Linked DNA regions of Mus musculus: region 1 is linked to region 2. Evidence: chromatin loops called from intact Hi-C (ENCODE). Cell type or tissue: gastrocnemius. All regions are shown on one strand. Each heading gives the region's core, and the rest is flanking DNA. Links, peaks and the distances in the headings are about the cores only. Region 1 has its middle 76 kb from the start of Gm33286. Region 2 overlaps Rngtt (RNA guanylyltransferase and 5'-phosphatase).

What was found. Peaks named below come from ENCODE experiments on the same cell type or tissue, not always from the same donor. Only the 100,000 strongest peaks of a DNase experiment are listed, where the experiment ranks them.
Region 1: a loop joins it to region 2, with 4 times the contacts of the local background. A loop is called at or near these places in 27 of 42 quality-filtered maps.

The regions. Positions count from the first base shown.
Region 1 is chr4:34,230,202-34,233,122 of GRCm38, forward strand. No RefSeq gene overlaps it. Among named protein-coding and RNA genes, the nearest start is that of Gm33286, 76 kb to the right of the region's middle. In gastrocnemius, for the core only: a CTCF peak has its summit at 1,290 (motif pointing left); DNase peaks (open chromatin) are centred at 708 and 1,277.
Region 2 is chr4:33,399,999-33,402,919 of GRCm38, forward strand. The region is part of intron 12 of Rngtt (RNA guanylyltransferase and 5'-phosphatase); the gene reads left to right. Among named protein-coding and RNA genes, the nearest start is that of Mir8118, 37 kb to the right of the region's middle. In gastrocnemius, for the core only: no CTCF peak of the experiment used is centred there; a DNase peak (open chromatin) is centred at 1,515.

The DNA.
Region 1 (2,921 bases), core at 95-2,594, 830 kb after region 2:
AGTGGCTCAAAATATAGCTTCTGTCATTCTGTAATGCATATTTATATGGAACAGCAATCTTGGCATTAATTATTGTAGAACAAAACACAAATCAACTGAAAAATGTTGAAGCAGCTCTGTGTTTTACACTTGGAAATGTTCAGCCAAGATCTAATTCTTTGTGTAAAAATCGAAGCAATGAGGACATCCGTCTCATTGTGTGCAAATTCGCTTTAGTCTCCAAAATAAAATTTATGTAAATAAAAATTGTTTTAAAATAAATTTGATTTATTATCAGTAAATGTCTGATCTATACACCTGTTTAGTGGCATCTAAAAATTTCTTGAGCAAAAAGGACTGCTAGGAAAGAAAGAAAGAAAGAGAGAGAGAGAGAGATCGAGAGAGAGAGAGAGAGAGGAAGGAAGGAAGGAAGGAAGGAAGGAAGGAAGGAAGGAAGGAAGAAAGAAAGATTAAGAAGCCTTGAGTTAAATGATCCTGCCTTTTTTCTGGACATAATATTTCAGAGAGTAAGTTCACATACTGCATATGTTGGAGAGGAGTGTTTGGTTCTTTGGTTTTAGGGGTGTGTGGCTAGCTGGGACTGGAGAGACTGCTTATTCAGTAAAGTGCTTGCCAAGCAGTCATGAGGATTTGAGTTTGAGCACCACAAGTCATATTTAAAGGCCAGGCTTGGTAATGCATCTCCGAAATCCCAGGGCTAGACAAGCAGAGACAGGCAGATCCTTGGAGCTTGCTGGCCGCCAGCCTACCCTACTGAGTGAGCTGCAGCCCAATGAGAAACCCTGTCTGAGAAGACAAGGTGAACCTGGCCTCCACAGGCATGCACCCTACAAACACATGAAAACACTCACATGCGTTCATATATGTATATATGCAGGTACACAAAAGACCAGGTTATTGTATTGTCTCCTCTAAGGTATATGCTCATAGAAAAGTATTGTCTCTTCTAAGGAATATTCCCATAGTTGATTGAAATAAGGAAGGACAGTGCACATAATGATCGTTTTAGCATTAAAAAATGGTTCTAGTTTATCAGTCATCCCCTTCTTCACACCTGCTCGTGTCCTAGCTTTTCTGTCACCTCAACAACAAAGGACATCTTGGCTTTTCTATAAAATGTACTCCCACACCATCCACCTACTGATTTTGCTCATGTGGCTTGCTTTGTTTTCCTGCCTAGTAGACCCTACCACCATAACCAAGGACTTCAGCCAGCTCTGCCTGCACTAATCCCTTCCTCCAGCTGGGTGGAGAGCTTGGGTGTGAGTATTGTGGTTCCCATGTGCCACCTGCTGGTCTCCTGTGTCACTACCTCCGAAGTGCCGCCATAGTGCCATGTTGTGCCTGAAGAGAGGGAAGGAGGAGCCCTTCACAGGAAAACACAAATAGACCCCAGAGTCTTGTTTGGAGGTTGGTCAACTCGTTCTCACTGTGACTTGATAGTAGAAATGGAGAAAGAAGTCCCCCAAACATGTAACCCATGTTTAAAAATTCTTAATCCTCAAGGCATCTCTAATCACGCATCCCCCTAATCCGCAAGACGATGCTCAAAAAAGAGAAAGCAAGAACAAATTCTGTATTCCTATCACAGTTGAGGTTTGTGTCGGATGAACAAGTAAGTAAGGATTGAGAGTCTGAATTTCAGAGCCTATGTCAGTCTCTCAAATGAACTAGAGAAGATGGAGGAGGGAGGAAAGCTGAGAAAGACACAATACACCAGAATTATTACTTAATATAAATTTAATTATCCCTATTTAAAATGTTGAGCTTTTTTTTTCTGTCATTTAAACTAGCCTGTCTAGAATTTTTATGGAGCAATAAACTAAACTAGAAAACTCATTGATTATACATTTATTAAGAATCAGATGAAATCTCTAAGATATAAGGAAGCTATCTAGCCATAACAAAATCAAGCCAATGGCAGCAACTCGGCTCATAGCCATGACCCAGTGAGGTTACTCAGAGATCTCCTGAGTCTGACTGCTGATCTCTACCCTAACCAGGCTCCCCAGCTAACCGTCAGCATCAATGACTGCACGGATGCTTGTGTTTCCTCCTGGGGAGTCTTCATCGTGAGCATCCCTAACCTCATTTCTGAATTTCTAGATGTGTGTTTATGTCTTGTTTTAAGAAGTATTTATTTCACACTGTGATATATTTCAAGCATTGTTTGATGTAAAATACCTTCTCTCCATGTCAAAGAGAAATAAATAAGTATGTTTCATTCCTTACCCAAAAGCCAAAGGAACTACTCAGGAATGCCATCTTCCCCAGCATCCTCCCACCTGGACCCACACCAAATTCCCCCTGCTGAGACACAGGTCTCAGTGAGGTATGAAATCACAGCCCCCTTCTCCATACTCAGTTTTAAAATTCTAAATAAGATATAACTATGTAAGCTTTTCTTTTCTTAGCACTATACTTCTGGGTTATTCCAAGGGCATTGGTAATTGGAAATTGGTATTCCCACAGCATCTTAGTTTCTCTGTATTTAAAGTGGGGACGCACATCAGTATGTTGAGAGAATTACATAACTGCAGTGTGGTAAACACTAATGATGGATTACCGCTTTTGAGATGTGATATTTTATCCCCATGTCATTGACAAGGGCAAATGTACTGCACTGAGCTAAAGCACTTAACATCCGTCCTTTCAGCATAAGTAAACACTACGTGCCAACCAATAAGCACGGAGTAGGAACTCAGGGTTAAATAGGCATACAGTCCCTACCTTTACCATTCCATAGGCTGATCAGGACCAGAAAGATAAGCTGTAAAATTCTGAAACTACTCAGCTGGTTTCTTTTCTTAAAAAGCAGTGTATCATGGCAATGGAAACAGCTTTCTCCTCACAACTATGATGCAATGAGCTCTGCCCAAATCGTGCAATTCTAACCTTAGTGTGAAGGAAGCATACAGCCA
Region 2 (2,921 bases), core at 92-2,591:
CTTTAGACATAGTAGAAAAATCTAGTGATTTTAGGAAAATATTTCTTCAACGGGCAGAAAACTGAATTTAATTACAATTATGTAATTTAAGAGAGGCTTTTTTTTAAATATATTTTTGTTTGTAATCCTAATTTTTAATGGCTGAGCCAACTTTTCAGCCCTAAAAGTAGCTAATTTTGACTTAATTAAAACAAAAAGTTTGCTCAGCAAAATAAATTGTTAGGGCTAGTTCAGATGGCACAGGTCTGTAATCTCAGGTACTCTGGAGCCAGAGGCAGAAGTATCAAAAGCAAGGCCATTTCTGGCAATTTAGTAGGACTCTTACCTTAAATATACAGTAAACAAAGGGTTGGGGGGGTGGTAGCTCACTGTTGGAGTTAGCATCTGAGAGCTCTGTGTTTAAATATCTCCAGTATCCTAAAAATAAATGATGGGGGTGGGGTGATAATGAAAGGAAAGGAAAGGAAAGGAAAGGAAAGGAAAGGAAAGGAAAGGAAGAAAGATGAATTCAGAAAGTGCACAGGAAGTGTGCATTAGTGAATTCTGTAAGCCTAGCACTCAGTGGGTGAGGCAAGAGAGTTGTCATTTCAAGATCAACTTTGGGTACATATTGACTTTCACACCCTCCTCACCCCACCCCACCCCCCAAAAAAAATGAGGAAAAAGGATGGTCTATGATTGGAGCTTTTGGGAGTTGGGAACAGGCTCAGGATTCAGGACCATCTGTAGCTACTTAGAGAATTTTGAGGCTCTGTTGACCTTCATAATACCTTGTCTAAAACAGTAATCACTGCCTGGGTGTAGTGCACATACTTGTAATCCGAGCATTAGGAAGACAGAATTGCAAGGCTCTTTGGGTTTGGTGGCCAGCCAGTCAGCAGACTCAGACTCAGCGAGAAAACGGTGTATAACCATTAAGGAAGACACCAAATGCTGACCTGTTTCTATACATGTGTACCATGTACATGCACACAATACCTCACCTTTCAGAAAAAAAAAAAACCAACCAACCAAACAAACAAACAAACCACCCCAAAAACAAAAAAACCAAAGTAAAAGCAGTCAGGAGTAGAATATTTGAACCCTTTGGCAAAGAAGGCAGTCAGATTTCAGCTACATAAATGAAGAAATACAAATTACTATATTGAGTTGGGGACTAGTCTGAGATACTTAAGGCTTGTCTAAAACAAACAAACAAACAAACAAACAAACAAAATCATTGCTTAACTCTATACTTTGTAGATTTCCTCCTTAGATCTTTTACATTTACTATAGTAAGTCATTATTTGATCCTTGTAATCTACATGGTGTAAGGAGGAAACTGCTCCTGTGAATGAAGACAATGCGGACATGACTGTTTATAGGTATGGGATAAGAAGAAGATTTTTATTGTAGATAAGAGGGAGAGCACAACCAGACATCTGGAAGGGTCCAGAGTAGACTGGGCCAGGAGAGGAGAGGGGGAGGGGGAAATGAAAGAGAAGAGAGAGGAGAGCTTGCAGAACCAAGAGGGCACAGAGCCAAAACAGCTGAAGTCCTCTAGGGGTGGGAGGCTGGAGGAATGGGAGTGATGCGCAGGGACAAGAGAGCTTGTGGGTAGGAGGTGAGCTATGCCGATGTTGGATGTGTTAAACAGGTACCTCAGACATAGGTTAATGGAAGAGCCATTCTCTTTTGCCAGAGATGAGGAGAATGACTCCTTTTAGCAGGTAGGAACTATTTTAAGTCCTGGAAGGAATGCTGACTTTTGTCTAATTGCCAGACTTTGGGAAAAGGAATTTGTTGAGATTTAACATTCCGACCTTTTGTTGATGATAAAGGGATGATATAGTCTCTTCTATAACTACTCCCGGCTGAAATGGAGGCATCATTGAAGAATTGGGTGGGGGGTGCAGGCTGGAGGACATCTGTTTAGCTTGCTGCCCAGGTTCTGTAGGGCCACCTGGAGCTAGGGAGTTCAGGCTGCTTTGGAGGGGTCTAGGATGAAAGGAACACTGGGGTTGGTGTTTACAGACAGTTTTAGAGCAGTCTGCAATTGATTAGAAATCTGCTGGAATAGAGACAGCGAATTTATCATTATACTAAAATCCATACTAATCCAAAAATATTTTAGAGACCTTTGTGGTTGCTTTCTTAGTTTAAAAAGTAGATACAATGATAAAGCAAGGAAGGGCTCAGTGGAACTGAGAGGTCTTGTAGGCGCTGCCTGAGTTGGCTGGTACCATGTAGTCCTCTTAAACAGGGTTGTGCTGAAGTTCAATTGTATGTCCTCAGCTGGGGTGGAGACAAGCCATGTGGTTGCTATTTAAAACATCTTTTTTTGACAAATATATTTTTAATCAAAAATCCAAGTTACATATACAGTGTATTCTAAATAAGAGTTGAGTCACATATATGTTATGTTATAGCAAATTAAGGCTACCTATGTATGGATTTTTAGATTATAATCCTATTGTTGTAAGTTTTAAGCTAAATTTTATTATAGATGTCAAAATCATACCTAATGAACTTACAAATCCTGAGGTAGCTTATAGCATATTCTTAAAAAAATTTTTTTTTGAGGACAGAGAGCAAAGAAATCGTAGAGATGAAAGATTTTTAATAGTGGAAAAATAGAAAAATCTTACAGTTAAGATAGAAGGGGGGTATAGGTTTCTGGGAGGGGGGGACCGGGAAAGGGGATAACTCTTGAAATGTAAATAAAGAAAACTAATTAAAAAGAAAAAGGAAGAAAGAAAGAAAAAAAGATACCTTTGGTAGTATAGAGCAGAGCAAGTTTGGCTAGAAGAGATTTTTGGGACCATTTGTGTGGTAGCAGAAGTTGCTACCATATGAGAGAATTTGGAAATGGAGTATGTTGCTCTTTGGTCCTTGATCTGTATTGAAGACAAACTGTAGTAACATAGTGAATAAAACCTCGA